4 separate regions of the Homo sapiens genome follow, and regions 2, 3 and 4 are each linked to region 1. A link is an interaction called in ENCODE POLR2A ChIA-PET data of the cell type or tissue named here. Cell type or tissue: OCI-LY7. All regions are shown on one strand. Each heading gives the region's core, and the rest is flanking DNA. Links, peaks and the distances in the headings are about the cores only.

Evidence for each region. Peaks named below come from ENCODE experiments on the same cell type or tissue, not always from the same donor. Only the 100,000 strongest peaks of a DNase experiment are listed, where the experiment ranks them.
Region 2: POLR2A ChIA-PET joins it to region 1 with 5 read pairs; 2 of 35 experiments call an interaction of 5 or more read pairs at or near these places.
Region 3: POLR2A ChIA-PET joins it to region 1 with 5 read pairs; 2 of 35 experiments call an interaction of 5 or more read pairs at or near these places.
Region 4: POLR2A ChIA-PET joins it to region 1 with 5 read pairs; 1 of 35 experiments calls an interaction of 5 or more read pairs at or near these places.

What each region holds. Positions count from the first base shown.
Region 1 is chr17:69,572,530-69,580,676 of GRCh38, forward strand. No RefSeq gene overlaps it. Among named protein-coding and RNA genes, the nearest start is that of LINC01483, 17 kb to the right of the region's middle. In OCI-LY7, for the core only: no CTCF peak of the experiment used is centred there; DNase peaks (open chromatin) are centred at 2,372, 2,972, 4,262 and 4,722; H3K4me3 peaks cover 3,448 bases; H3K27ac peaks cover 5,000 bases.
Region 2 is chr17:69,488,798-69,496,944 of GRCh38, forward strand. All of the region lies in intron 1 of MAP2K6 (mitogen-activated protein kinase kinase 6), which reads left to right. Among named protein-coding and RNA genes, the nearest start is that of MAP2K6-AS1, 7.3 kb to the left of the region's middle. In OCI-LY7, for the core only: no CTCF peak of the experiment used is centred there; no DNase peak of the experiment used is centred there.
Region 3 is chr17:69,884,411-69,892,557 of GRCh38, forward strand. The region is part of intron 4 of LINC01483 (long intergenic non-protein coding RNA 1483); the gene reads left to right. Among named protein-coding and RNA genes, the nearest start is that of LINC01497, 73 kb to the right of the region's middle. In OCI-LY7, for the core only: no CTCF peak of the experiment used is centred there; no DNase peak of the experiment used is centred there.
Region 4 is chr17:68,496,193-68,504,339 of GRCh38, forward strand. It overlaps a transcript of PRKAR1A not described here. Among named protein-coding and RNA genes, the nearest start is that of PRKAR1A, 12 kb to the right of the region's middle. RefSeq lists a silencer at 2,355-2,538. In OCI-LY7, for the core only: no CTCF peak of the experiment used is centred there; DNase peaks (open chromatin) are centred at 2,649 and 5,009; H3K4me3 peaks cover 1,171 bases; H3K27ac peaks cover 2,300 bases.

The DNA of each region.
Region 1 (8,147 bases), core at 1,627-6,626:
GACAATCGCTTGCAGTGAGCTGAGATCGCGCCACTGCACTCCAGCCTGGTGGCAGAGTGAGACTCCATCTCAAAAAAAAAAAAAAAAAAGTACATAGAATAGTCAGATATGAAAAAAGGCACAAATTATACTTTGTATAGTGATTCCTCTACTCATTCTTGATAAACTGTAGAATACTGCTTCCCTTGTCACACAATCCTTTTAATTAAAAAAAATGCAATGATATGCTTGCTGAATTTTTATAAGGAAGATTCTTAGGTCAGCCTTTGACATGGAGACATGTACTCGCTGAATGAATAAATCAAGATAGAAAACCTTATTTATTTAGCCAGAAATGTGCTGTGCAGCTCTTCCCTGGAGCTCCCAGAATTTCCCAGTAGTGGATCTCATAGAAAGAATTCACAGGTGAAGCTTCAGCAGAAAAGGAACCAGAAAGATAATCACTAATGTTCTTTTCCTCCCCTCCCTTCGTCTCCCCTCCCCTCCCCTCCTATCCCCTTTTTTCCCTTCCCTTCTCCTCCCCTCCCCTCTCCTTTCCTTCCTTCTCCTCCTGTCCCCTTTCTTCCTCCCCTCTTCCCTCCCCTCCCTCCCCTCTCCTCTCCTCCACGTCCCTCCCTCTCTTTCCCGTTTTCTTTCTTATTTCTTCCTCTACTCCCTCTTCCTCCTCCTTTAAGAAATGACATAATTTAAGACACTGCTGCAGATGATTTAAAACATATATTTACCTTCCTTTTTTGGATATGACCTAAAAGGAAAAAGTGATGTAAAGGAAGAAAACGACAGGTTAGAATAACTCCTCCTCCTCCTCTTCTGGTTATAAAGATTGGTCTCCAGTAGCATAATATGAAGGGAGCTGGAGATGATCTGCTCAGTGTCAGGGTGGTGTTATGTGCTTGTCTGAAAAATGAAAAGATGATTTAATCTTGTGTATGTGTTTTAACAGGATTAACTTCATGACCCCATGGAGAAGGGGTAGAGTAAGGATCTCACACCAGTGGCCTAAGGAAGTACAATTATGGAAACTGGAGGGTGTGTGCTAACTACCAACCAGTCCGGAACTTCAGTTGTGTTCATAAGGGTCCACACAACAACCTTCACCCTTGCCCAGGCTGTAAACCTCATCTGGGTTATTCTGACTCTCCATCCTGAAGTTATTTTTCTTCCCCAGTGCAGTTGAGAACTCTTTCATCAGGTCAGCAGGGAAAGGCATACGAAGCAGGATAATCTGGAAATGTGCTGGGAGAACTCTTTTTGTCCATGAGCTAAACATACCTTAATAACCTTGCCTTTAAAACAACAAACAAACAAGTAAAAAGCATACATAAGAACCAGAAACAAAATATTAACAATGACAATAACCAAACTAAACAAAAACAAAAACTATCTTGTACTGCTCCGGGTTGCAGGTTTTTAACATAACTAAGAAATTGTTATTAAAATAAAAGATATTCATTGGGAAAATGTAGATAAGCAAGTAGAAAAAGATGAAACACAGTCTTAGCATTCAGAAATAACTCTGGTTATATTTTTTGGGTTTAGACTCTCAAAGTGTGTGTGTGTGTGTGTCTTTCTCTCCTACACACAACCAATACAAATATAAATTTACCAAAATGAAAACATATTTGCTCTTATTACTCTTAATAAGCATACTCATTCTTTAATAACTGCAAAATATGTGATCATATGAGTGTACTATAGTGAATGTAACTGGCTATTACTACTGTGTATGTAAGATGTCTTGCATTTTTTCTTTCTTATAAATTGCTTTATAAAAATTGTTCTTGTAGCCAAGTGTTTGTGACGTTACAAATGTTTACTTAGGATAAATTCCTAGAAGCAGGATTTCTATGTTAGAGGTTAAGGACATTCTGAAAGCTTTTGTTGTTAAGTAATGCGAAGACACCAAGAGGTCTCACCCACACATTCTTTTGTCAGCAGTATATGAGATGCCTAGATTCTCACTACTCCTGAGGGTAATCATTGAAGTTAAAGGAAATACTTAAAAGTGGATTTTTGAAGAGGAATGACTAGGCAGTTTAATTCTGCCTTTTGGAACATTCAGACTTTATTGCCAGACCAGTCTTTTTCGGGAATTCACTTGTTACCAAATGACTTAGAGTCACACTGAAGGCTGAAGCCTATAAAAGGGGTCACACCGATGGTATTGTTCATTCATTTATAAGAAAGATCACGTCTTTCTTGCTTTATTCAAAGGAGCGGAAGCTGGCTTGCTTCCAGCTGGGATATCCTGATTGGAAGTCAACTCGGACAGTCAGCTTTGCTCCTTCCTTACCATCCTCTTAGTGCAAGTTCCTCAAAGAAGACTGATGTGTACACAGTCTGGTTTGCACATATACAATGCATCAAACACATGATCTGCTTTGCTCATCCTGTGTGGCTTTGGGGTCCAAGGGGAGGGGAGAGGAAAGAGGCTGAGAAAATGGGCATTTCTTCCTGGTAAGTCCATATCAAAGATCAGTGTTTGGCTCACCAACAGCTGCTACACTAATTATTCATCTTAATAACAATGAGTAACGATGTTTAAAAATCCCGAGTGCCTATCAACACTACATTTAGTGCTATACAATATGCTTAGCTCAAAGTCCTCATTGGACATTTTATAATAGCCTTTAAAATAATACTTACATTTTCAAAGCCCTTTACCGTGGATGAAGTGTTTTCATATTGATAAGTGAATGTACGATGGGTGGTCAGATTTGGTGGTATTTCATGCTTTTTACCTGTGTTTGAATAGTGCTCAATTTCAGGCCTTCTGACTATTCCTTCTGTTTCATGTCTACTGTTTAAATCCTTACTTAAAAAAAACCAATGATGGGCTCAAATCTCTTATCGTATTTCTTAATGGGATGGGATAAAATGAAGGATGTGGTTAGCTGTGATGACACATTTAAATAAATAGAAAAAATAGAAAAGTCAATCATGTGGCAAGATATGCTTTCACTTAGTGCCTTGTCCCCTGGAAGTCAACATGAAAAAGTGCTCTGGGTCTTGGATTAGAAAAAGCCCCAAACATCTTTCATGCATGGCTGGAAGTGTAAGACTCGTTATCCTGGCTCTAATCCAGTGCAAAGGGGAATTTCAAGAGCTGGTTCACATATTTGTAATTTTCCAGTTTTGAGCATACACTTCCTATCCTGGCCATTTGTGCTTTCTGGGGGAAGCCAGCAAATTGCTTGTGCAGAGGGAAAATGCTTCTTGATATCTTAAAACCGTAAAGTGCTGTGGGATATTTTTGGATAAAGAGTTGAGGGAGATCATTAATTTTGTAACCACTGTGTTGTCATTAGCACAGTTCTAGGCTTACAATGTTTTATTAGTGTGGTTTGCATGATTAGTTTACTTGGAGAATTATTATAAATTATTGATGCTATCATTCTGCTGTGGGGAAGCCTAGCGAACTGGAGGAAATAAAAAAGGCATAGATTTTGTTGTTGTTGTTTTTAATCCTAGTTTATGAGCTGCAGTACTCACTAAAGTGCTTTGGAAATCTACTAAAAAGTTTGTTAATTCAGGAAAAAAGATACTGGTTCAGAGGACCACCAGAGGAAGCTTCAGGGAGCAGAGGGGCTCCGGAAGGTCTTTAAGCAGGAAAATAGTACTATGAGCAACAAACTACCTTGTTTGATTGAAATGGAGCATTTTCTAAGAAGTTGAAAGGCAATGGGGTCAAAAAGATAAAACTTTTTGTCATTTAGCTAAAAAGTTTAAGAGTAGCTTTCAAGGGCCAGGCGTGGTGGCTCACGCCTATAATCCCAGCACTTTGACAGGCCAAGGCGGGCAGATCACAAGGTCAGGAGATTGAGACCATCCTGGCTAACACGGTAAAACCCCGTCTCTACTAAAAATACAAAAAAAAAAAAAAAAAAAAATCAGCCGGGCATGGTGGCGGGTGCCTGTAGTCCCAGCTACTCGGGAGGCTGAGTCAGGAGAATGGCGTGAACCTGGTAGGTGGAGCTTGCAGTGAGCCGAGATCGTGCCACTGCATTCCAGCCTGGGTGACAAGAGCGAGACTACGCCTCAAATAAAATAAAATAAAATAAAATAAAATAAAATAAAATAAAATAAAATAAAATAAAATAACTTTCAAGAAGCCAGAGCTAAGTGCTAGGAGAAATCTCCCAAGAAGATGGACACAGGTGATGTATCCTACATAGTAAGCCACATGGCCCATCATGGCTGCTTGCTGCATGAGAGGCTGCCCTTCTTGCAACTAAACATGACGACCATGACTGGCCAGAACCCTTGCTGGAGGAAGGAGAGAAGAGCAGAAGGCATTTACATAAAAGATACATCAACACTTCTCATTGTGAAAATATAAAAATAAACCCAAAGCCCTTGTTGGTGGCCGACCCTCAATCCTGGCACTGTTGCTGGATTGACTTATCCTTCTAGATGAGCTATGCTCTTTTGTGATTTGGGCTTTCTGTAAATGGTATCCCACTGCACACCCAAACATAAACGTGCTTGTAACATGTCAAGTATCTCTTGAAGCTCTTTCTGTATAAGTATACTCAGAACCACTTTTAATTTTAAACTGCAGATTGCATGTTATAGTAGGATGTACTCTATATATGTGGTCATTCTCCTGTAAATAGACAGTTAGGTTTTTCTGATGCTGCCTGCCAGATGAGAACAATGTTGTGGGTTCCAGGTGTTTAATGTCAGTTATTTTCTACCCAGTCAGGTGAAGAAGTGATATTCCGCGAATGTCTAAGGTTGGCTGGCCAGCAGAGTTTGGACGGTTGAACACACTTTTTGGTTCTGCCTCTGCATGGGTAAGCGCGTAAGACCCGTGTTGTTGCTTCTACTTAGCCTTAGAGGAAAATGTCTTAACTACAGTGTTGAGGGAACTATGTTCCCATCAGGGGACACCTGCATTTATTCCATAGGACAGTTACGTTATGTTAATATTTTTCTGATTTTCCTCTCCTTTCTGTAAGGGTAAAGGAAAAAAAACTTTTAACCTATGTTTTAGACTTCAGTGAGAACCCTCTCCTATATTCATACTTTCATTACTTTTCAGTAGATTCATAGAAACATCTATGTAGACTTAACAGTTTGGCCATTAGCTTATGGTAAAGCTTAGGACATATTCTTCCTAGCCTAAATGTGAGTATTCATTTGTGATTTAAATGACTGTGTTGCCTTTTTGTTTTGTGACTTAGACAGGGCTGATACCGGTTATGGGATGTGTGTATTATCCTAGCTCCCATAAAAGGGGCTGATTTTCCTACTAAAATCATTAAAGAAGCAAAACCTATTATGGGAAATAATGATTAGATCACAACATCCTCGATAAATAGAGAACTGGCTAGTTAAAATGACCTAGTTAAAAATGTTAATTTTGTTCATGGGTTTTAAAGTTTTATATTCCTGTTTAGCAGGAAGGGAGAATTTATTTAGGACTGAATGGAAGCTATTACAGGTGGTATTATTATTATAGAGTAACCCATGAAGAAGGATATTTTGTTTAAGCCTTCAATATCATACAATATTAAGTATTTCATAAACAATAAAAATAATCTTTTCTCTGTTGACTTTGGTTACTGATACTATTTGAAATAGAATAATGGGTTCAGTTCAGGATATCTGAGAGCAAAGATTACAAGGGAAAATTGCTGAAGATAAACCCCCCTCTCCTGCAATCTCTAAGGGCAGAGTTTATCTTGTCTGGTCTAACTCATCTGGGAATTTCAGACCTCTGAAAAAGTTCTGTTTGGAGTGAATGATTGGCCTTGAATTTTGACCTTTATAACAGAGATAACTTGGATTTTTTGGGAAATTTGATGATGATGTATAGTGAATTTTCTTATCTGGGAAAGATGAGTTTTTGAAGTGTTGTTATGGAATGGGTCTTTCTGGAAGAGTCTAGTTTTGATTCAAGCTAGCTTCCCAAATGCTGCTTGAAATCATAACATCTTGGAGAATGCTTGTACTGCTCTTAAGTAGGCAGGGGATCTTTGCTTATTCCCTGGCAGCGATGTATGGCATTTCCAGTTACTCAGGCTTAGGAAATAGAGCAGTTTTCTCCCGCAGGACTCAACTCTGCACTCTGCAAAAGAATGGCCTCTTTAGGGTACTTTGGATTTATTGTGCTAGTTTAAGCAAGGGGCACTTGACTGGGTATGATTTACTTTGTGTTTACAAGAGAAAAACAAATAAACAAACTTCCGTCTCTATTAGGTAATTGACAAATGTTTATGGAGTGTTTACTGTGCACTTTCAATTGTGCCATGCCCTTTTGGGGACATAAAAATAAATTATCGGAAGTTTCTGAATTACTTTCCCCCCAAACACCATTCTCTTCTCTAGGCAGGACTTTCCATTTAACTGTACCTAAAAATCCCAAGTCAGATAATTTTTGAGATTGTGTCTGCCTTCCCAGAAACATCAGCACATCTGGAGCTGTGGCCTTGGGGTTGCTTGAATTTGACTCCTTGCCCATTCTTCATGTCTGTGTTCTGGACCCCTTGCAGGTCAGCTTTTTGTTTTGTTCCTGTCTACTGCTGGCCTCTTCAGACCTTGCACTTGTCCATATGTCTGCTCCTGTCTGTTCCAAGTCAGGTTTCCAGCTTCACTGTCATTGGATTCAATTCCTATCAGCTACTGGGTCTGCTCCTGTCTTGGCCTTGCTTTGGTGACCCCCGTTCTACTCTTGGGCTCTAGATTCTCTTCCTTCTTTTAGCTCACAGCTTGGTGTTGAGCCATGGTTTATACCCATCATGACTTTATCCAGCTGTTTTCAAGGGGAGGCTGGGCAAGAGGATGTGTATGCCTTGGTGAAAAAGTATTACCTCTTTAGGGAAACTGGTTATACTGTCCAGGATACCTGTGGAAACACATCCGTGACATTAGTTGTGGCAATAGCATGGCGGTGAGGAGCACATTCTGGAATTAGGTAACCTTGATTCTCTGTCCTTTGCCTCCCATCTGTGTAGCTTTGTAGGGGTTATTAATCCTCTGTTTCCTTGTATGTAAAATTTGAACATGACAAATTTCACAGGGTTGTTGTGAGCTAGAAGATGCATAGGATATCCTTAGCATATAATAAATGCTCAGTAAATAATAGCTATTGCTTTCACTATAAATGTCTGGGGAATTGCAAGTAGCTTGGAGTTATTATTGCATGCTTTAATAACGTGGAAGTTATGCTACAAGCTTTGGTTAGTCTTTCTAATTTATTACAACTGATATATATTAGGTATTTTCTATGAGCAAAGGGTTATGTCAAGCACTTTCCAGGATGTAAAGTATAGAATATGATTTCCCTTGAAAGAGGTTGCAATTTATTAGGAAACAAACAAAACAATTTTATTAAGAGGCCAAATGTGATAGATGGTGCAAGGGAGATGCCAAGTCTAGTGGGAGCAGAAGGAAAGAATGGGGTGTCTAATGACTCAGAGAACTGGAAAGCGCTCCGTCAAGTAGAGGACATCTGAACTGGACCTTGAAGGATGTGAGTATTTCTGAAGACAAAGAAGGGAGATGTAGGAATTTGAGTAGGCAGATATTGAGGTAAGAAGGCATATTTAGGGTAAAGTAACCTTGAGCAGGCAGATATTGAGGTAAGAGGAAATATTTGGGGAAAGTGGTCTTACAGTGTTATTTAAATTGGGGATCTTTGTAAATGTACAATTGGAGACCATTGTATGAATGATCTCAAATGTCAAATGTCATGGCCAACAAATTTAGACTTTATTCTATGGCAAGTGGAGAGTGTTGAGCAGCAGAGTGTTATAATCAGGTCACATTTAAGGAAAGATTGGCTGGAATAGATCCTGAGATGAACTGGAGCTGCTGTATTAGACCTGGAGGCAGTGGGAAGCGAGAACAAATTATTGCATTTGTCTAGGTAGGAGGAATCCTAGATCGTATTAGGATATAAGAGAGAAAACATGTAAGAGTCATTTCAGTGGTTGAAGCAAGAGGACTGATTGAATTTAGAAGGCAGGGAAGGTGGATACATTGGAGAACTCATTGGAGTCTGGGAGTCTGGGAAAACAGTGACATCATTAACATAGAAATGGAAGGAAGGAGAAGGATAAAGAAAGATGATCAGTCTTGTTTAGTACATATAGACGTGGTATCTAGGACTAGTGGCACATTCTGGTGGAAATATTTAGCAG
Region 2 (8,147 bases), core at 1,706-6,705, 84 kb before region 1:
ACTAACTGTTGGATACTGTATTCACTACCTGGGTGATGAGATCAGTCCAAACCTCAGCATCATAAAATATACCCATGTAACAAACCTGCACATGTACCTCCTGAATCTAAAATAAAAACTGCAGTTATAGAAATAAAATAAGGCTGAGTGTGGTGGCTCATGCCTGTAATCCCAGCACTTTGGGAGGCTGAGGTGGGTGGATCACCTGAGGTCAGGAGTTCGAGACCAGCCTGACCAATATGGTGAAACCCCGTCTCTAGTAAAAATACAAAATTAGCCAGGTATGGTGGTGCATGCCTGTAATCCCAGCTACTCAGGAGGCTGAGGCAGGAGAATCACTTGAACCTGGGAGATGGAGGTTGCAGTGAGCTGAGATTGCGCCATTGCACTCCGGCCTGGGCAACAAGAGTGAAACTCTGTCTCAAAAAAAAAAAAAAAAAAAGGAAAAAAGGAAAAATAAAATAAGTTTGGGAACATTGCATAGGTTACAGTGTATATGAGACTACATGGAACATATTTACTCTAATACGTTTCACCCACATTTCTGTGATCACATAGGTGGAACATTGTTCTGGTACAATAGAGAATTTATATACTTTTTCTTGTGCTCAGTCTTCGCAATTAACTGATTTAGATATTTCAAGGTGACTGCCTGGAACAATTTCCAGACTTATTACCTAAGACTACAGAACTCCACTTCTTTTGACACCCTGAGTTATGGCATTGCCTGAAGCAATAGTTGTTAATTACGGTAATGATTATTTCTTCAGGAGTTAAAAAGTTAGAGTTTAAATCTTTCTATAGGACTGTGGAATTTTCACTTTAAGGGTTACGTGAGGATCTGAACTAGTTAATATTGAAATGAGTACACTTGCATGAACCAAACTACAGTACTTTGAAAATAAGTTGTTAGTTTTTGTAGATTAGCGTTCTCTTTTTAGAAAATCTCAGATTTAAATTTTTTGATTTTCTTGAAGCAATTTCTTTGTCTTTGCTTTTTAATTGGGCATCACGAACCCTTAGCCAGAAGTGTCACCAGTGGGAAATGCGCTAAGCCAGGAAAGTATGTAGCCGAACAAAAGGCAAAGGCTACTGTGTTCTTTTGCTAGGCTATGGTTTGCAAAACATGACTCTCACAAACGTCCAGCTTCTCTGGAAAGAAAGGTAACTAGACATTGCAGAAACAGCCATGGGGCAAAGGATTAAACTGAGGTTTTCCAGGTTGCAGGATTTGAGTTACAGGGTAAAGAATCTTGCCATATATTTTCTATTATTTTGGCCGCGGTTTCTTTACCCTCTTGTTTCTTGTTGGTAGGGAACATGAAGAGTTTCAGAATTCATGAGGAATTTCAGGCCTGGGGAAAGAGCTGCATTTCTTCCTTATGCTTTTTCCTCCAAGATGGCGTTGAGTTAGAAAGACCTGGAAGGGGGTCAGCCTCTCCTCCTTCCTTGCTCCACTGAAGAGCAGGAGGGGACTCCTCTGCTAATATCCATTCTTTATAGTTTGCAGTTAATTTCTCAACTTTGGTTGTTTTGCCTTCTTATATTGTCAAATGGAGACTCTGTAGATGTTTCTTGAGTCCAGGGATTAGCCAGTTCTTTGTTTCTGTCGCCACTAGCAATGCAGGATCACAAGATGCTTCTGAAGGCCAAATGCTACAGGAGTTAAGAAGGCAAGAGAGTGAAAGTGGGGTAGGGAAAGGAAGAGAAGAGCATGGGAAAAGCAAGAAATACATTTGTTAGAGAGTGTGGCAGTGTGGGTGTGGCAGGAAGGATGCTGCATTATTTCAATAAATGTTGGAAGAAAATTTGACAAAATTCATTGTCCATTTCTGATAACAGCATATTATTTAATAATTTTCTGTAGCTGCTGTAACAAATTACCACAAACTTGGTGGTTTAAAACCCCTGAATTTTTTTTTTTTAAGTTTTGTTTTACGTTCAGGGGTACATGTGCAGGTTTGTTATATAGGTAGACTTGTGTCATGGGGATTTGTTGTACAGATTATTTCATTACCCAAGTATTAAGCCTAGTACCCATTAGTTATTTTTCCTGATCCTCTCCCTCCCCCTCCTTCCACCCTCTGATAGGCCCCAGTGTGTGTTGTTCCCTCATGTGTCCGTGTGTTCTCATCATTTAGTTCTCATTTATATAAGTGAGAACATGAGATAATCTGGTTTTCTCTTTCTGTATTAGTTTGCTAAAGATAATATCCTCCAGCTCCACCCATATTCCTGCAAAGGATGTGATCTCGTTCTTTTTTTATGGCTGCATAGTACTTCGTGGTGTATATGTACCACATTGTCTTTTTTCCTTCCTTCCTTCCTTCCTTCCTTTCTTCCTTCCCTCCTTCCTTCTTTTTTTTGACGGAGTCTCACTCTATCGCCCAGGCTGGAGTGCAATGGCACCATCTTGGCTCACTGCAACCTCTGTCTCCAGGGTTCAAGCAATTCTCCTGCCTCAGCCTCCTGAGTAGCTGGGATTACAGGCACGTGCCACCACGCCCGGCTAATTTTTGTATTTTTAGTAGAGACGTGGTTTCACCATGTTGGCCAGGCTGGTCTTGAACTCCTGACCTCAACTATTCTGCCCGCCTTGGCTTCCCAAAGTGCTGGGATTACAGGTGTGAGCCACTGTGCCCGGCCCACATTTTCTTATCCAGTCTATCATTGATGGGCATTTGGATTGATTCCACGTCTCTGCTATTGTGAATAGTGCTGCAGTGAACATATATGTGTATGTGTCTTTATGGTAGAATGATTTCTATTCCTCTGGATATAGACCCAGTAATGGCATTGCTGGGTCAAATGGTAGTTCTGTTTTTAGCTCTTTGAGGAATAGCCACACTGCTTTCCACAATAGTTGAACTGAGTTACACTCCCACCAACAATGTATAAGCATTCCTTTTTCTCTGCAACCTCGCTGGCATCTGTTATTATTATTATTATTATTATTATTCACTTTTGAATAATAGACTTTCAGACTGGTCTGAGATGTTATTTCACCGTGGTTTTGATTTGATTCAGACTGGTCTGAGATGTTATTTCACCGTGGTTTTGATTTGATTCGGACTGGTCTGAGATGTTATTTCACTGTGGTTTTAATGATCAGTGATGAGCTTTTTTTCACATGCTTGTTAGCCACATGTATATCTTCTTTTGAAAAGTGTCTGTTTGTGTCCTTTGCCCACTTTTTAATGGGGCTGTTTGCTTTTTTCTTGTAAATGTGTTTAAGTTCCTTATAGATGCTGGATATGAGACCTCTGTCAGATGCATAGTTTGCAAAAATTTTTTCCCGTTCTGTAGGTTGTCTGTTTATTCATAATTTCTTTAGCTGTGCAGATGCTCTTTAGTTTAATTAGATCCTGTTTGTCAATTTTTGCTTTTATTGCAGTTGCTTTTGGCATCTTCATTATGAAATCTTTGCCCATTCCTATGGCTGAGTGGTAGTGCCTAGGTTGTCTTCCAGGGTTTTTATAGTTTTGGGTTTTACATTTAAATCTTTAATCCCTCTGGAGTTGGTTTTCGTATATGGTATAAGGAAGGGATCCAGTTTCAACCTTCTGCATATAGCTAGCTAGTTATTCCGGCACCTTTTATTGGATAGGGAGTCCTTTCCCCAGTGTTTGTTTTTGTCCACTTTGTCGAAGATCAGATGGTTGTAGGTGTGCAGCCTTATTTCTGGGCTCTGTATTCTGTCCCGTTAAAACACCAGAAATTTTTTCTCTGACATCTGGAGGCCAGAAGTCTACAGTGAAGGTATTGGCATGTCAGGCTCCCTCCAGAGGCTCTGGGAGAGGATCCATGCCTGTGGTGGCTGCTGGCCTTTGGCATTCCTTACATTGCAGCTGCATCACCAAAGTCTCTGACTCAGCCTTCGCCTCTCCTTCTCCTCTCTGGGTGTGTCTACTCTCCCTCTGCCCCTCTGTGTAAGGACACTTCTGATTGCATTTAAGTCCCACCTGGATAATTTAGGCTCATCTTCTCATCTCAAAAGCCTTAATTTAATCACATCTGCAAAAAATTATCATGATAACATTCATAGGTTGCATGGATTAGGATATGGGCATGAACTTGGGAACCATCCTCAGCCTAGCCCACTCAGTAAAATGAAAAGAGTGATATACCTCCTCAACATGAGAAAAATCATTCAGTTGGTCTATTCAGCTGAATCCAAAGCCAGCATCATTTTTTTTTAATTGTGAAAAGCAAGAAAGAATTCTCTTAAAGTGAGGATCAAATGAAGATGTCTACATGAATATTTCATATATGTTTTGGACATGTCAGCCAATGAACTTATACAAAAGAATAAGAGGCTTAAATATTAAAAAGTTGTGTACAATTCATTTGGAAACAAGTAGACAGATTAATAGGTGATATTGGAAGAACTATCTAGCCATTGGGGAAGCGGAAAGAATGTTTTTACCTTATGAAAATGCAGAGAACATAAAAGAATGTAAAAATTTAAAATTTTATATAACCAAAAAGGAAAAAAAACAGTGTATGTGTTTGTGTGTGTGTGTGTGTGTGTTGCAACACTAACTACAAAAGGGGCAATGCCTTCTTTTACAAAGAAAACAATAATAATAACCTGTTATAAAAACGAGCAGATGACTTGAACAGGGAGTTCACAGAAAAATGAATACAGATGACAGTGGATATATAAAAAATACTCAGCTGCAGCTGGGCGTGGTGTCTCACGCCTGTAATCCCAGCACTTTGGGAGGCTGAGGCAGGCAGATCACCTGAGGTCAGGAGTTTGAGATCAGCCTGGCCAGCATGGCGAAACCCCGTCTCTACTAAAAATACAAAAATAAGCTGGGCATGGTGGTGTACGTCTATAGTCCCAGCTACTTGGGAGGCTGAGAAAGGAGAATTTCTTGAACCCGGGAGACAGAGGTTGCAATGAGCTGAGATCGTGCCATTGCAGTCCAGCCTGGGGGACAGAGTGAAACTCCATCTCAAGAAAAAAGAAAAAAAAAAATATATGTATACTCAGCTTCATTAAATATTTTTAAAATGTGATTCAAAACAATGAGACACCCCTTGTACCCTTGTACCCATCAAATTGACAGAGATGAAAATGTTAATTTGCTGAGGGATTATTTATATTTATTCATTTTTCCTTTTTTCATTAAGAGTTTAAGTTAGCTTGCTAGGTTGCATAAAATTAAGCAATTTAGCATAAATTAAAAGTAAGTGAGGCCACCTGCAAAGTAGTCTTGCCAAACAATCTGATCAAGTTGAATCTGATCAATTTCTAACCAACAGAGGGATGTGTGAGTCAATAACAAGGGATAAGAGCAGCAGAATCCAGTGGAAAAAACTACAGGACACATGGCCTGCATTTCTTCAACAAAATAATTGCATGAAGTTGCAGGAGGAGAGGAAAGGGAGAGGCAAAAAGAAATGGAGGGAGGTCAGGTGCAGTGGCTCACGCCTGTAATCCCAGCATGTTGGGAGGCCAAGGCGGGCAGATCACCTGAGGCCGAGAGTTTGTGACCAGCCTGGCCAACACGGTAAAACCTCATCTCTACTAAAAATACAAAAATTAGCTGGGCATGGTGGCACATGCCTGTAATCTCAGCTACTTGGGAGGCTGGGGCATGAAAATCGCTTGTACCCAGGAGGCAGAGGTTGCTGTGAGCCAAGGTCGTGCCACTGCACTCCAGCCTGGGTGACAAAGTGAGACTCTGTCTTTAAAAAAAAAAAGAAAGGAAAAAACAAAATGAATGGAGAGCCCCTGGATTAAAAGGGAAATAAGACCCTGTACTGATAGCATTCTAGGGGAGGAGTTGCAGATGAAGAACGTTCCTTTGTTTCTTTATTACCCCCTTAGTCTTCAAGCAGCTGGTTGAATTAAAGTTACTATCTTGGAGTTTCCTTTGGTTAAAAGGGAGGTGATCAGAGTGCTATTAAAATTGTGGGCCGGGCGTGGTGGCTCATGCCTGTAATCCCAGCACTTTGGGAGGCTGGGGCGGGTGGATCACCTGAGGTCAGGAATTCGAGACCAGCCTGGCCAACATGGCGAAACCCTGTTTCTACTAAAAATACAAAATTAGCCGGGCATGGTGGCGCACTTCTGTAATCCCAGCTACTCGGGAGGCTGAGATAGGAGCATCGCTTGAACCTGGGAGGTGGAGGTTGCCGTGAGCCGAGATCGCGACATTGCACTCCAGCCTGGGCAACAAGAGCGAAACTCTGTCTAGAAAAAAAACCAAAAACCAAAAAACAAAACAAAACAAAAACCCAAAATTGTGGTCTTGGACCAGAGGAAAAAAAGAATCCATTACTTCCACATAAAAAAAAAAAAAAAAACAACAAATTCACCCCTCTTATTCGCTATGCCACTCTTTTAACTATTAAAACAGAATTTTCTGTGATTCTGTTACTATTTAAGAACATCTTTATATATTGGTAAATTTCGTTTTATTTTTTCTTTTATTTATTTTTTTTTTGAGCTGGAGTCTCGCTCTTGTCGCCCAAGCTGGAGTGCAGTGGCGAGACTTCGGCTCACTGCCTCCACCTTCCAGGTTCAAGTGATTCCCCTGCCTCAGCCTCCCAAGTAGCTGGGACTACAGGCGCCCACCAACACGCCCAGCTAATTGTTGTATTTTTAATAGAGACAGGGTTTCACCATGTTGGCCAGGGTGGTCTCAAACTCCAGACCTCAGGTGATCCACTCGCCTCAGCCTCCCAAAGTGCTGGAATTACAGGCTTGAGCTACTGCGCCTGGCTATTTTGGTAAATTTCAAACATATTCAAAAGTGGACTGTATTATAACTGCCAGGTATCTAGCACTCAGCTTTGACAATGACCAGCTCATGGCCAATCCTATTTTATCTGTATCTCTATCCCCCACTCTGCCTTTTTTTTTGAAGCAAATTCTAGAATAATATCATTTCACTCGTAAACATTTCAGTATTATCTCTAAAAAAAAAATACTTATTTTTTAAAACCTAACCAAAACCCAGTGTGTATTTTGAAAAGCTCGAGCACGCCACTAAATTTCTTTGCAACCCATTGCCATTTTTTATTTTAAAGTGATGTTTTTAACACCCTTATGACTACATTTCCTTGCGATCAATGCTAATGAGTGAAGCAGCCCATAAATGAGGAAGGAGATGAACCGAGACAGTAGGAGTTCCCTACTGCCTGCCTCCTGCCTTTTCCCTGGGCCTAGAACATAACTCAGGGCATTGGCTGTGATTTGCTTTTAGGTTCTTTTAAGAACATCTTAGTCAACACCAAATTGTTAACATGACATAAAAGGTCTACTAGGACTTTTTTTTTTTTAGCTTTAATCACATGAAGCTGTAATAAAACCCATTTGAGCACTTTTATTCTCTTAAAATGGGGCCATTTCCCAATTAGCGGATGGACAGGCTGGCTCATTCTTCTTTGACAGGAACGTAATTCTTTGTGTCCTTCACCGATTCTTCGAAATGTTCTTAGCTTGGCTGGCTGCCTTCCCTTCTTTTTTTTTTTTTTTGAGAGGGAGTCTTGCTCTGTCTCCCAGGCTGGAGTGCAGTGGTGCGATCTCGGCTCACTGCAACCTCTGCCTCCCGGGTTCCAGCGATTCTCCCGCCTCAGCCTCCAGAGTAGCTGGGATTACAAGCGTGTGCCCCACACCCGGCTAATTTTTTGTACTTTTAGTAGAGATGGGGTTCCAGCGATTCTCCCGCCTCAGCCTCCGGAGTAGCTGGGATTACAGGCGTGTGCCCCACGCCCGGCTAATTTTTTGTATTTTTAGTAGAGATGGGGTTTCACCACGTTGGCCAGGCTGGTCTCGAACTCCTGACCTAAAGTGATCCGCCCACCTTGGCCTCCCAAAGTGCTGGGATTACAGGCATAAGGCACCGCACCTGGCCACCTTCTTTCATTCTTCTTGTTTCCCTGTCTGTCTCAGGCAACTTTCTACCTCTCTGTTTGTCATTCCCAGATCTACTCATTTCCTCCTGTCCCTCTCTTAAGCTCCATTTGCCTGCTTGAATTCTGCCATGCGTCCCGTCCCTGCAGCATCTTATACTTAATACATCTGACTTGGAACTCATGATCTGCCCTTTCCCCACTGGCCACCCCCACTGACCTGACTTTCCTCTTTCACTTAACTTCATTTGGGGGTGGAAAAGCCAGATGACGAGTAT
Region 3 (8,147 bases), core at 2,065-7,064, 310 kb after region 1:
GTTCATTTCCAAATTCATAGTCACATTTTATTGTCTTAACCTTTTCTTTAACTTATAATTTCAAGGCTAAATTTTAGATGCCAGAAAACTTCTTACAAGGAAACTTATACTCAGGGGATCTCCAACTCATTGCCAATAAGAAGAGTTCACATAAAGACACAGGAGTTCAGATAAAGTTACACAAGGTTTAGAAAAGTATTTAAATTTTTCCATGTTCCTCTAAACTGAAACTGGACTCTGGGTCTTGATGAGCTAATATCTAAAGACAATGTCAAGTTTACAAAAGAGGATGTCTTTTGTAAATGAGACTTCTAGAGGCAGAAAATGAAGAATTTGACACATTCTGAAGCCTTCTAAACTAAAAGGAAAGAACAGGTCTGTGACTGTAGCAAGAACTGGGTTGTTCTGGAAACCTTGATATATTAAGAAAGTGGAAGTCAGGTATTTATCTGATATGTGTTATTATCAATATCTCCAAGAAAATTCAAAGTGCAAATCATATATTAAAATCAAAACTTGAATGTCAACTCTAGGTATAGGTATAAGGGATTTTCAAAGGCCTTCTCTCTTTTTCTTCTAACTGCTTGATTGTAGCTCAGCTGATGCATTGGAAAAACGGAATAGGAAGTGAATTCATCTCCTGAATTGCAACAGGAGATGAAATTTTGCTCAATTAGATTTGTAATTGTTGTAACCTTTAGCAGTTCTTGTGAAGATAATGGCAGGGAAAAAGACTGAATGGAATTTTTCAGACTTTATTTTCTTCATTGTGCTCAAGTGTGTCTTGTGTGTCCAAAGATAATCAAGAATTGGCTGTAAATAAAATTCGGTCTCAAGGAAAGATATCCCTCTCCTCTCCCAGGTTCCCAGACCACCTGTTCATGCAGTCATGGAATTTCTCCTTTACTAAAATGAGCTTTATATAGTCAAACATCTCATAAAACGGGAGAGGGGCCTGTGAAATAACAGGAGAGAGTATTTAAAGGGTCTGACTTACAGAAATGCGCCCAGATGAGTTTGGCCAATTGGGGTCAGTTAAGCCTCCCCTGACACCAGCCATTAGTAATATTTTCCATGCACTAAGTAAAACAATGGAAATTCATCACATCTGGTTGAGCCTCCAATACCTATGCAGCTTGTAATGGTTTTTGCAATCTTGATATGAAACAGCACCGTGGCACTCAACGATAGATTGTTAGTGAGCAAAGAAGGCACACTTGTTCCAAAACAATGAAGAGTTGCTTATTACCATTTCCCTTAGATGCCTCCCTCTGGTTCATGTTGCTAGAGCATTTCATCTTGATCCAAAGAGAATTTGGGGTTATTTTCCTCCCCTACTTCTTCCCCTATCTTTAGAGCAATCAGCAGTAAACCTCTAGAAAAAGAAAAAAATCATTCTGTATTTCTTCTGGGGCACCACACTTTCTTATTGAAAAGTTTTGGTTGGCTGGATAAGTTTCTTTGAAGGTAAAGAAAAAGAGCTTGAAAAGATTGATGAATTCAAGAAATATTTGCCACCTTAGAGATCTTGTTCTTACCTTACCTTTTCTTTAAGTACTTGAGATTTAGAAAAAGGACATCGAGCATACCTGAATGGTCCTTAAGCCATGTACTTGATGTTAATACTGAAGAATGATGTTTTAAAATCCCAATGTATCCACCATTGTTCTCTTTGAGTAGAATCAATAAATAAGTTTCTTATAGGTTACAGAAACAATAGCTCAAAGAGGCAGAGTCTATGTCTATCTTGTTCACCATTTCCAACACTCATCAAGCCACAAGGAGACACTCAATGCATGTTTGTTAAATGCCTGACTGTTACCTAAGTTTTCTTCCTCTGAAAACAACTATATTTGTAGGTTGTAGTGTTAAGGCACTCAATATCACATTGCCAATGTGAAGGATATAGGACTAGGCGTCAAAAGTACTATTGCTAGTTCTAAATTTGTAGTAATTACAGTAATAATAATAAGCATTTATTAAGAGCTTAAAATTATCATGCATTAACTCATTTTTTACCCATAATGTTGTAAAGCAGGTATTCATACTATCAACTAAATGTTTGGAAAGCAGATATTGAGGCATGGAGAAGTTAATCAAATCACAGAGCTAGTAAGTGGTGAAGTCAAGATTTTAATCCAGAGCTTTTTCTCTAAATATAATATTTTGCAAGTAAAATAGTTGTGTTTTGCTAAACCAATCACTTTGCACTTTAGTGGCTACCTGTATGAGATTAGCATAATCTTACCTACCTCAGAAGAACAGTACAGATGGGGGCTTCAAACTGAATATTTATGGGTACATTTTCCAATATAAATATGTATGAGATAGTTTACTGTTTCCAGGACGCTTACATTACCATCAGATGTCACAGGACTTGGGGGCCAAGATAGAAACGATTGAGATCTCCCTTTTACCATCGTTCAAATTCACATTGTTCTGGGGACAAATGATATTCTTCAATAAAACAGGAATCTTTGTGGCATAAATTCTTGGAGCAAAGTAGCATACATAAAATGTTTCTGTTTGTAAAAAAAAAAACACCTCTCATATGTTAAGTTTTTATTTTTAGTTTCCATCTAGACCAGTAATTTTCCATTTCCTTCTTAGGAAGATTTTCTTAATGCACTCACACATTCACACACCCCTGCACACACTCACATGTACACACATGTACATTCACACGCACAGATTCTCATGCGTACTCACCCAGAGGCATATATACACACATGTCCCTGCGACAGGGTGACAATGTGCCTGATTGCTTGTTGGTGGCAGATGGCGATAGAACATGGTATTTCTGAAGACATGCCCAAGGTTTCCAGGTGGTCAGGGAAAATTCCATAGTTTTATCTTCTGAGGTCTTTGAGTTAAGGAGGGGAATTTTTATTTTGTTTCCTTTTAGGAACAGATAAAGAGAATAATACAATTTCAGGGATTGACATAAATTAATCCTTAAGTCTGATGTATTTGGGAATGATTAAAATGATGGTATTTAAGGTCACTACTGATGTTCTTGTCACACTTGTATTGGTGGACTTTTACTCAATTTCACTATGAATTATTGAGATGTTGTGATACCAGTTTGAAAATATGTGTGTGTGTATGCATGCATGCGTGTCCTAATCCTCTTTGACTTCTTCAAATGGCGGACAAGTAGTCCATCATTGAGATTGTCTCATAACCTACAGAAAATATTAAATTAGCTCTATATCAAACATTAAGCATACAAGCAGGGCAAACTGATCCCAGAAAATCCTTTGTGACATGGATTTTAAAATTGCACTTACCTCGGCCAGGTGGGGTGGCTCACACTTGTAATCCCAGCACTTCGGGAGGCCAAAGCAGGTGGATCACTTGGGGCCAGGAGTTTGAGACCAACCTGGCCAATGTGGTGAAACACTCTCTACTAAAAATACAAAAAAATAAAAATAAAAATAACCGGGCATGGTGGCATGCACCTGTATTCCCAGCTACTTGAGAGGCCGAGGCAGGAGAATCGCTTGGGCCCAGGAGGCAGAGGTTGCAATGAATGCAGATTGTGCCACAGCAGTCCATGCTGGGCAACAGAGTGAGATTCTATGTCCAAAAACAACAACGACAACAAAAACCCACTCACCTTATGTATAGTTACACTGCCTTATTTTTTTTCTCCCTGAAATTAGCAAGCAAAAATAGGATTTCCTTCTCAATTTGGGCAACAGCCTTTCAAAGGTCCATGGCCTTCATCTTGTGTGTTGATTTTTCTTCTTTCTCAGTGCCTACCCACTTTTCCTGGGATAGGTGATTTTCTTCTTCTCCAGGACTGGCTGTCATATAGCATGGGAAGATTTACTAACTGGCGTCTAAGGAAAAGACAGCAATGTGTATTAAAATAAGTCAATATAAATGAGTTGTCTATGTACATAAATGAGTTGAACATAATCTTCACTGTTGAATAATGACATAATTCCCTTTCCTTGATTGACAAATCAAAAATTCAGGACTGTAGACTTTTTTTTCCTAGCTCAATTTGATCAATCAATACTTAAGGCCACACAGTGCCAAAATCAGCATCTGTGAGTGTGCGTGTATACACATGTGTAGCAGTTGTGTGGCGTGAGTAGGGTGGACACTAATAATTCATATTTTAAGTGGGTGCCCTTTCATTCTGGTTGCCTTTCAAGGCCTTTTTTTGTTTGTTTTTCAAAGACTTATTTTAATACACATTGCCATCCTAGCCTTTGACGCCAGTTAGTAAATCCTCCCAGGACTTACCTTTAACATCAGTTTTCTCAGCTTCTATCAATAATATCCTCACATAAAGGCTTATTAAAGATTCAAATTGTGGCCGGGCACGGTGGCTCACGCCTGTAATCCCAGCACTTTGGGAAGCCGAGGCGGGTGGATCACAAGGTCAGGAGTTTGACACCAGCCTGGCGAATATGGTGAAACCCTGTCTCTACTAAAATTACAAAAATTAGCCGGGTGTGGTGATGCATGCCCGTAGTCCCAGCAACTCGGGAGGCTGAGGCAGGAGAATCGCTTGACTCCGGGAGGCGTAGGTTGTAGTGAGCCAAGATCTCATCACTGCATTCCAGCCTGGGTGACAGAGTGAGACTCCATCTCAATTAAAAAAAAAAAAAAAAGATTAAATGGTGTATCTTGGCGTTTGGAGGACCAGGAGTAGCACAGAGAGGCTGTGAGCGCCAGGGCTGGGAATCAGGAGCTCATGCCCTACTGTGCATATCCCTATGAGTATTTGCAAGTGCCACAGCCATTCCAGTCCTCAATAAAATCAGGATACGGGAAAACAAGTCCTGATGATTATTTCTAGTTTTAACAATCTGTGAATCTAAGCTTTAAAGCAGTATATTCAGAATGTGAGATATTTCGTTCTCCTTAAACTTGACTGTTATCTGTAGATAAGGCAGGTTGAAATCCATGGAAGTAGGTGTGCCCACACACCGGTAAATACAGAGTCTGATGAGATAGGCTAATTAAGCATGTAGACAGAAAAAAGTCACCTTGAGTGTGGTCAGATTTTTTAAAATATACATAATTTAGCCGCTTCATGGTCTTGTTTAGTCACTGATTTAGTTACTGTGTTTTTTGTACTACCTAGTACAAGAAAGAAGTTTCTGGGTAGGCTCAAGACATTTGGAAAAATAAGCTAAATAAATACATATTTAAATTAAAACTAAAATTAAAATAAGTTAATAAGAAAAAAATTTGGAAAAATAAATTAGATTCCCCCCTCCAAATATTGATTGAGCATCAATTAAGTGAGTTTCTAAAATGTGAGAAATTAGATGTTTAATCAATAAGTAAATAACGTAAACACAGCGTCCCTTTAATCTTGGAACTAACAATTTCTTTGTGAAAGGAATCTGTGAACACTTGAATGACAGTGCATTATAATAATACATGAGCACCTGAGGATGTAGTGATGCAAGAGGGAAATGACAGTTGCCTACAACAGTGGAAGGAAGGGGCAAAGAAAGATTCTAAGCAAGTGCCATACAAACTAAACACACCTTCTTCAGAGAAGGGAGATACCATTGTGGCCTGGAGTGGGCAGAATTTGGTCTAGATCTGGATGATTTGAGGATAATTTTTTTTATGTGGGAAGAAAAGAGAGATGGAATATGAAGGGGGAATGGCATGAACAATGGTATAGAAAAGGATTTGCGGGATTGAACGGTCCAAGGACAAGAGCAATGGATGATAATGTTGGAAAGGTATATTGAATGGGACATCTAGGGAGATGTGAACGGTGAGCTTAACCTATGGATCCTGCAGCACTGTCCAAGTTTTGGGGTGCAGAAGAGTGACACTGTGATTCAGAAAATCAAGAGACTGGAGACTAATGAGTGCAGCATAGTCCAGATGTGGTAATAATTAAGTAAGCTGCTGTCATATCCATGGACACGGAAAGGAAAAGAGTTATGTGGGCATATTTTGAAATCAGATATACATATAGTATATCCTTTCAAGCCATCAAAACATATCACAATTTTGCCTTAAGTTTCCAAATACATCTTTCTTCTTTGATCTCTCCTCCCTTCTAAAAAATCTGATTGCACGAAAGTAAGGTAAATATAGAAAAAAGTAAGTGCAGATATCACAAGCTGAAATTAAGAGCCAGAGAATTTCAGTTCTCTGAAACTGAGTCCTCATGAGGAACCTAGGTCAGTTCAAGTGCAGATTAAGACAAAGGGGTGGGAACCTCTGTGTCCAAGAACAGGAATCAAAAGCAAGTCAATAAGGCGGCGAACAGCTATCTTTGGTTTATTTTTAACTCTTCTGCCCTGCCTCTTTTGTACATACGCGTTGTCTTTCTTACAGTGGAATTACTTTGCTCTTGCCTCAGAAAGCTCTAGAAAATCAACGAGTTTCTGCTAAGTTGGTAGACTAGAGGGCCATATCTCACATATCCCACACTGCGTTCTGGTTTAAGCTATCCTCAAAAGATCAGGATTTCACATTATAAAAGGATCCTGAACTAATTGTTCTCTGAGTTAGCTCTAACTAAACTGATTTGAATCCCAAAGTAAAGAGAGTCTATAAATCTCAATCCCAATTTCAAAGCGATCAGGAAAGATGAGTCCAGCCTCAGTGGTGCATGGATACCCTCAGAAGCAGGGTGACAAAAGTGTGGATTTTGAGCATCCAAAATGTTTGGCCCTTAGTCATGGCTAATAAAATATTCTCTAAGTACCGATTTTTAAAAATTTAACTTTTGTAAAGAGCGTTTTATGAGTGATGCTGTATTAGTATCTATTGCTGCATAACTGATTGTTCCAATATTTAGATGCTTAAAACAATAAATGTTTATTCTCTGTTTCTCTGTATCAGATATTTGGGCATGGCCTTACTGGGTACCTCTGGCTCAGGATTTCTCTTGAGCTTGCAAACAAGGTGTTAGAAGAGGTTGTATTCATCTCAAAGCTTGACTAGTGGATGATCCACTTCCCAACTTGCTCATATGGCCCAGGTCCTTACTAGCTATTGGCTGGAGACATATGGGACCCTCCAGGGGCCACTCACAACGTAGACAGTTGCTTGCTTTATCGAGAGCAGGGGTTCGAGAGAGAGAGAGTGACACCTACACTGAAGTTACAGTCTTTTTATTACCTGACCTCAGAAGAAACATACCATTGCTTTTGCCGCATTCAGTTCAGTAGAAGTGAGTCATTATTAATAGGTCCAGCCTACACTCAAGTGAAGGGGATTTCATGTCGGCTTGAATATCAGGAAGGTGGGATCACTGGGAGTCATTTCAGAGACTGCCTACCACAGATGTGATAGTGGTGTTGTGGCAGAAATCCTCTGCGCTCCTGCTACCCCAATGGTGGCCCACGGATTAGCAGCATAAGACCACCTGAAAGCTTGATAGAAATGTAGCATCTCAGGTCCAATCCCACCCAGGCCAGCTGAATCAGAATCTGCATTTAACAAGGTCCAGAGATTCTTCATGTGCATACCAACGTTTGAGAAGCTCTAGGCTATAGGAGCTTCACATAATGAATCTTAGAGGAAACTACTTTTAAACTGACACCCACGCACCGGAGTCTCTATCTTGGAGCAGATGGTGATAAGCTGATGAGATTCTGCTTTCTATGCTTTTCGAAAACACAGGCTTGGGCAGGTAATCCATAGTCTTAAAATGCACACACAGTCACAGTTTAATGGCTTAATGATGAAGCCTGAACTTTTGTTGGCCATCAGACGTTAACAATGACCACATGGACGTCTCCGATTCCTGCATAGCATTTATAGGGAAAACCAGATCTTTGAACTTATGAAAAACCCCTAACCCATCATCCAAGCACCTTTCATTCCTAGAGATTATCAGAGTTTTCATTACAGGTTAAATTCTTTGTAACTTTTTCATGTGGAAACTATCCCGTTACCTCCTGTTAGTTCTCCTGCTGAGTGCAAATGGAGTGTATACTCTACTTCCTACAGCTGTTTTGGATTTTGTTACATTTTCCAGGTTTTGGGAAAAAAAATGTGCTGACAGAATGTGGCTTCATCTACAACTCTCAACTGATTTAAGAGTATAAACAGAAATACGTTTCCTGATTGTATGTACCAATGAAATAATAATATTATCCAAAGATCCACTAGCCATTTTATTTTTAGAAACTGGGCATTAATTAAAG
Region 4 (8,147 bases), core at 1,971-6,970, 1.1 Mb before region 1:
CACCACGCCTGGCTAATTTTTGTATTTTTTGTACAGATGTGTTTTCATCATGTTGGCCAGGCTGGTCTTGAACTCCTGACCTCAAATGATCCACCTCCCTTGGCCTCCCAAAGTGCTGGGATTACAGGCATGAGCCACTGCGCCCGGCCCTCTCTGCATTTTCAAAGCCAGCAATGGCCAGATGAGTCTTCCTAATGCTGCATCACTCTGATACTAGCTTTCTATCTTCCTCTTCCACATGGAAGGACCCTTGTGATTACACCGGCCACGTCCAGATAATCCAGGACAATCTCTGTATTTTAAGATCATCTGATTAGTAACCTTAAATTCATCTACAATATTAATTCCCATTTGCCATGTACTGTAACACTTCAACATGTTTTTGGGCAGTAGGACGTGGACGTTCTTGCAGGGGTCATCATTTGGCTGACTGCAGTCTGTGAGCTCCTATGGTAAAAAGGCTGTGAACTATGTATCACTCTCCTCGAATGTAGAACAGAAGTCTGCTATGTAGTATATGAGGAAGACATGATATTTGTTCAAATGGAGTTTATATTCTAAAAGAAGGGGTCAACAAATTTGGATCTATCACCTGTTTTTGTACAGCTCTTAAGCTTAGTTTTTACTTTTTTTTTTTTTTTTTTTTTTTTTGAGACAGGGTCTCACTTTGTCACCCAGGCTAGAGTGCAGTGGTGCAAACACAGCTTACTGCACTTGACCTCCTGGGCCCAAGTGATCCTCCTGCCTCAGCCCCACAAATAGCTGGGACTATAGGCACACACCACCATGTCTGGCCCATTTTTGTATTTTTTGTGGAGACAGGGTTTTGCCATGCTGCTCAGGCTGGTCTCGAACTCCTGAGCTCAAGTGATCTGCCTGCCCAGGCCTCCCAAATTTCTGGGATTACAGGCGTGAGCCACTGTGCCTGGCTGTATATTTTTCAGTGGCTAAACAAGCTCGAATGGAGAATGATATTTTGTGACATAAAAATTAGATGAAATTTACTTTAAAGTGTCCATAAGTCAACTTTTATTGGAACACAGCCATGCCCATTCATTTATTTGTTGTCTATGCTGCTTTCACACTATAGTGGTGAAGGTGAGTGGTTGCAACAAAGACCTTATGGCCACAAAGTCTAAAATAATTACCTATTTGACCGTTGACAGAAAAAAAATTGCTAGTCCCCGTTCTAGAGGGAACTTTAGAACTTTCTGTGATTGTGGGAATATGCTGTATCTGGGCTGTCCAATATGGTAGTCACTAGCTACAGCTGGCACTTGAAATGAGGCTAGTACCCCTAAGGAAAAGACTTTTAAGCTTTATTTGATTATAATTAATTTAGATTTGAAGAGCTCCCTGTGGCTAGTGGCTACTGTACTGACAGCCCTAGGAGATGAGATGATAATTATGAAGATGCTGATAAAAATGTGATAATTTACCATGTGCCAAGTGCCGTGCTAAGAGAACAAGGATGATGCTCTTATGATTCTCATTTTACAGATGAAAAAAAACTGAAGCTTAGATGGATCAAGTATGTTGCCCAAGGTTACACAGCCAGAGAGGGGCAAGCTAGAACCCAGGGAGGTTGACTCCTGAGCTGTTGCTCTAACCATTAGGCTATGCTGCCTCACGAAAGACAAGACACATAGACATTGAATTGTAACATGTGAGAGAATATAATGAGTGCTATGAAAGAAGCAACAACAAGGCAGAGAAATAATTAAGGGGAAAAACTTCTGACCAGGGAGGGAAAAGACACCTTCTTCATGGGTGCCAAACTACTTAAGATGGGCTCTAAAATTTGGGCAGGATTTTGATTGACACTTACATGCTTGTAAGCTAGATGGATGCAACCACCTAAACACAGGTGTGATGGGGGAAGTAAAGGGGGGGTTAAGGGATTGGAAAGCAGTCCACTTTGAAAATTCATGCCACACCTTTGCTAGCAAAGGGCCACAAGTTTTCTTGGCAGCTGGTGCACTTCCTCTTTTCTCTCCGTAACGACCATGTAAATGACCTTGCCTTCGTTTTCACTTTGACTGGAAGTTTAGCTTCAAACTTGAGCTTAACTTGAGCAAGAGCAAGGAACCACACAGCTTGAATATTTGAGTTTCTTCTCCTTTCCTCCCCAAAAGCTCAATTTCTGCTCTGATGAGTGTTTTCTCTGGTCTTAATATTTGTTTTTATCCATATTTTAACATCATTTCATTACGTATTTATTTCTTGCAATGCCCCTGGGTCGTTTTGTGAATACGTGTGGGTATAAATGACAGAATAGGTTCTGGTTGTGGGAGGATGTGAACCCAGGGAGATAAATTGGAAAAGATAAGTTGGTGTCAGGCACTGGGTACAGTCAGGGTCAAGGAAGCTGGTGGGTGCTCCTGCCTTTGAGAAATAGCCTGAGCCAGTTAGGTGCCATCCCCATGCCCTTATCTCCTGCAGCCTTGGCTGCAATCCTGGCAGCTCCCCACTCAGTTCTTGGAAACCTGGCAATTGGCCCTAGTTCCATCCCACGCCACTGCCCGCTTGCTTCCTGTGCTGGCTCTGATGTCTGTTGACATCTTCTTCGAGTGTTAACTCCCAAACATCCTCAGTTTCAGTCTTGTTATTGGCATCAGGGGACACACTGGCATCCTACAATCTCTCTAAAGTACAGGCCAATCAGATCCCTCTCCTCTTTAAAGGTCTTCTGTAGCTCTCAGGTGGAAGTCCAAGTTCAGTAGCTTTGCTTAGGGTCCTCGTTCACACCCCAGCTCTGCCTCTTCCTCACTACATGACTTGGGCAAGTTGTGTAACTTCTGTATGCCGGAGTTTCCTTATCTGTAAAATAGGAACAACAATAGTACGTACCTCAAAAGGTGCTGTGAGGGTAGGGTGTGGGAATCTATGTGAAACCTCACAACGGTTCCAGGCACAGAAGATCTCTCCATGTGTTATTGTCACTGTCATGAGCTCTTCAGACTCACCTCTTGCCAATGCCCTTCACACAGTTTCTGGCTTCACATCCAGTGGAATTACTTGTAGTTTCCTAAATGTCCTCCAGCCTGAATTTGCTCATCTTTGGGTGTTCTGCACATTTCCTCTGCTGGAAAGTGTTCCTTCTCCCTCTTAACCTATTCTTCCTCATTCTTCTTATATCAGAGAGCAGGGATGTCATGGAAGTAGAAGGGAGGAAAAGAGAGAGAGAGAGAGAGAGAGAGAGAGAGAGAGAGAGGAGGGATATAAGTAAGCAAGACAAACTCAGCAACAAGGGATGAGAAAATATTCAGAAATTGGGTGCTGATTTGCATTCCAGAATCCAAATCTAGGAGCAGGCAGGGCTGGGACAGCAAGCCAGGCTTCCGACCAGATGGGCTATCCATCAGGGTTGCTTACTACAGCTCACTAATGACCATTATTAAGACCATTGCATGTAAAATGTTTATTTCAAGGTGGAAAATGCACGTTGGGTTTCTCAGAATAGGTGTTGGAATTTCTACTACAATTTTCTTCAGTATACAGAGGAGAATTGCTTGTGTTGGTCCTCTAGAGTTAAGATTGCCACCGTGCTATAGAGTAATGAGTTGTAAGTGGTGGCCACTGATCACAGCTCTTTGCTGTGGGCTGCCACCCCAGCCAGTGGTGTAGGTGAATCAGCGTTGGTCAAAGTATGGCCAGCCAGCCCAGGCTCGCCATGCAGTTACGACTTTTGACTAACTGACCACAGTCACTCTTTCATGGCCTTCCCTTCTTGGATGACATGAAGACCATACATTAACTAACAGGTCACTTCCTAATCATCCAAACAGGAACCTAGAGATTTTTATACCCAGGACAGGATATGGGACATATATCAGCCAGAGTTCTTATTTGCAAACAAAGAAACATAACCTAGGTGATCTAAGTAGAATCAGAATTTATTGATTATATACTGGATGACTCACAGACTTCTGAGAAGGTTTGAGAACAAGGCTTGAGGGCTGTACCAATTGGAAACAGTTCTCAAAATCACACTGATATGGTTTGGCTGTGTCCCCACCCAAATCTCATCTTGAATTGTAGCTCCCATAATTCCCACGTGTGTGGGAGGGACCAGGTGGGAGATAATTGAATCATGGGGGCGGTTCCCCCATACTATTCTTGAGGTAGTGAATAAGTCTCACGAGATCTGATGGTTTTATAAGGGGAAACCCCTTTCACTTTGTTCTCATTTTCTCTCTTGTCTGCCTCCATGTAAGACATGCCTTTTGCCTTCCGCCATGATTGTGAGGCCTCCCAGCCACATGGAACTGTGAGTCCATTAAACTTCTCTTCCTTTGTAAATCACCCAGTCTCGAGTATTTTTTTTTTTTTTTTGAGATGGAGTTATTTTGCTCTTGTTGCCCAGGCTGGAGTGCAATGGCGCGATTTTGGCTCACTGCAACGTACACCACCTGGGTTCAAGTGATTCTCCTGCCTCAGCCTCCTGAGTAGCTGGGATTACAGGTGCCCACCACCACGCCCGGCTAATTTTTTTTCTATTTTTAGTAGAGATGGGGTTTTACCATGTTGGTTAGGCTGGTCTTGAACTCCTGACCTCAGCTTATCCACCCTCCTTGGCCTCCCAAAGTGCTGAGATTACAGGCATGAGCCACGGCGCCCGGCCTCAGGTATAACTTTATCAGCAGCATGAAAATGGACAAATATACACACCGTGAAAGTGCTCAGGTAAGGACACTATTGAGGATTTGTTCCCTGAGATGTGAGTAGAAAAGCAGTTAATGGAAACAACGCAGTTTTCACATTCTGTATATTTTCCCTGTGCCTTTTGATACAAGTTCCAAAGGAACATTTAACAGCATGACAGCTTCCTGTTTATTTATTCTCTCATCTCTTACTGGTTGGTCAATGCACATAAGTCCATGTGGAGAGAGCTCGGAGCATACTCCTCCTTGACGGTGGATCAGAAGTGTCATCTTGGTTTCCAGTATCCTGCCTGAGCTGTGAATTGCCCTGACTCTTCATTTCTCACTCTGACTCTCTGCAGCATCTGTCTGCTTCTCAGAACACTTGCTTCCCTTGGCTTCTGTGACCTCCTTCCTCTCCAGGTTTGCCACCTGCTTTCTAAATGTTCCTTCTGGGCTCCCTTCCTCCCTTTAACCTCTCACTGTTAGCCTTACTCATGGTTCTATATTCAGCTGCCTTTCTTCTTCCCACTTCTCTCTCAATAGCCTGTCCCAGGAGGTGCTGCATTCACTCCTATGGCGTTATAATCAATAAGCTGATGATTTCAAAACCCTCAGCATTCTCTCTCTCTCTTTTTGAGACACGGTCTTGCTATATTGCCCAGGCTGGAGTGCAGTGGTATAATCATGGCTCACTGCAGCCTTGAACTCCTGGGCTCAAGCCATCCTCCCACCTCAGCTTCCTGTGTAGCTAGGACTACACATGTGCATAACCATGCCTGGCTAATTTTTAAATTTTTTTGTAGAGAGGGACATCTCACTATCTTGCCTAGGCTGGTCTCAAACTCCTGGCCTCAAGTGATCCTCCCTCCTCAGCTTCCTAAAGTGCTGGGATTACAGGCATGAGCCACCATGCCCAGAACTCAGCTCTCTTAAACTTCCGACCAGCAAGGAAGCAACTAGACGGCTCTTTGTGGATGTCCAGCAGCCCTTCAAACTGAACACATTCCAAAATGGAACCCTTGCTGCTTCTTCCTGTGTTCTCTGATTCAGTGAATAGCAGCAGAATCACTGAGTTAGAAATCTAGGTATCATCTTTGAGTCCTTCCTGTCTCCTCCTTATCCTTCACATCAATCCCTAGGTTCTCTCGCTCTTATTTTCTTAATATCTCTCAAATCTGCCCAGCTTCATTCACCTGCATCAAAATCTTTTAGTTTTAGCTATCATCATCCCTTACTTGGATCATTGCAACAGACTCCTGAGAAGTGTTCAGGCTCCAGACTCCAGAGAGCCCTTGCAGTCCCTACTCATGTCCTTGCTTCATTAGAACCCAAAAGATAAAGTGTGCACTTGGTCACATCTCTTCCCTGCATGAGGCCATTCAGTAAATCCCCACAGCTATAAGACAATTTAAACTTCTAAGGCAGGGGTTGGTAAGCTATGGCTCATGGGTTGAATCACCTGTTTTCATGCAGCATAAATGCTAAGAAATTTTTTACATTTTAAAATTATTGAAAAAAAAAGTCAAAGAATGTGACACATGAAAATTATATGGACCTTATCCAAAATATACAAAGAACTCTTAAGCTCAACAAGAGAACAAACAACTCAATTAAAAAATGGCTAAAATGGGGCCAGGCACAGTGGCTCACGCCTGTAATCCCAGCACTTTTGGAGGCTGAGGCAAGTGGATCACCTGTGGTCAGGAGTTCAAGACCAGACTGACCAACATGGTGAAACCCCCGTCTCTACTAAAAATACAAAAATTAGCCAAGGTTGGTGGTGGGCGTCTGTAATCCCAGCTATTTAGGAGGCTGAGGCAGGAGAATCGCTTGAACCTGGGAGGTGGAGGTTGCAGTGAGCTGAGATTGCACCATTGAACTCCAGCCTGGGCAACAAGAGCGAAACTTCATCTCAGGAAAAAAAAAAAAAAAAAAAAAAAAGATATTTTGAATCTGGTTCTGAGCTAAAGTTGAGTAAATTCTTAGCTAAGAAAAAATTGGAAATCCATCATCTATATTAGCAACAGATTCTCAGAGTAAATTGTTAACTTCTATGATTTCTGATAATCGAGCTGGACTTGATCATACAAGTTAGTCTAATAATGTATTCAACCAAAATATAGACTTTATTGGTCTGATTCAGAAGCATTCATGCTCACAAGCTTTGGGAAAGTGAAAAATAATAAAATCATTTTGGATTAAAAAAGAAATGGCCAAAGACCTAAACAGACACCACCTCAGAGAAGACTCACAGATGGCAAATAAGCACAAAAAAAGATGCTTACCAGCATATGCCATTAGGGAACTATAAATTAAAACAAGGAGGAACCACTACACATTTAACAGGATGCCTAAAATCCAAAGCACTGACAAATGCTGGCAAGGATGTAGAGCAACAGGAGCTCTCATTCATTGCTGGTGGGAATGCAAGATGGTACAGGGTACACCTACTTTAGAATCCAGTTTGGCAATTTTTTTTTACAAAGCAAAAGGTACTTTTGCCATGTGATCCAGAAATTGAACTTCTTGCTATTTACTCAGAGAAGTTGCACATGGATGTTTATAGCAGCTTTATTCATAATTGCCAACACTTGGAAGCAAACGAGATGTCCTTTAGTAAATATGGATAAATTGTGGTACATCTATACAGTGGAATATTATTCAGTAATAAAAAGAAATGAGCTATCCAGTCACAAAAAGACAAGGAGGAATCTTAATTGCATGTTACTAAGTGAAGCAGTCAGTCTAAAAAGGCTACATAGTGTATGCTTCCAACTATGTGGCATTCTGCAAAAAGCAAACATATGGAGACAGAATATACAGAATATATAAGGAGCTTGAACAACTATATAGGAAAAAATCTAATAATCCAATTTAAATATGGGCAAAAGATCTGAATAGACATTTCTCAAAAGAAGACATGCAAATGGCAAACAGGCATATGACAAGATGTTCAACATCACTGATCATCAGAGAAACGCAGATCAAAACTACAATGAGGTATCATAGCACCCCAGTTAAAATGGCTTTTATCCAAAAGACAGGCCATAACAAATGCTGGCAAGGATGTGCAGAAAAGGGAAACTTTGTACTCTGTTGGTGGGAATGTCAATTAGTACAACCACTAGGAAGAACAGTTTGGAGGTTCCTCAGAAAGCTAATAATAAAGCTACCATATTATCCAGCAATCCCACTGCTAGGTACATACCCCAAAGAAAGGAAATCAGTATATCAAAGAGATATCTGCACTCCCATATTTACTGTAGCATTATTCACAATAGCCATGATTTGGAAGCAACCCAAATGTCTGTCAATAGATGAGTGGATACAGAAATGTGGTACAAGGCTGGGCATGGTGACTCACACCTGTAATCCCAGCACTTTGGGAGGCCAAGGCAGGAAGATCATTTGAGGTCAGGAGTTTGAGACCAGCCTGACCAACATGATGAAACCCCATCTCTACTAAAAAAAAAAAAAATTTAGCCAGGCATGGTGGTGCAC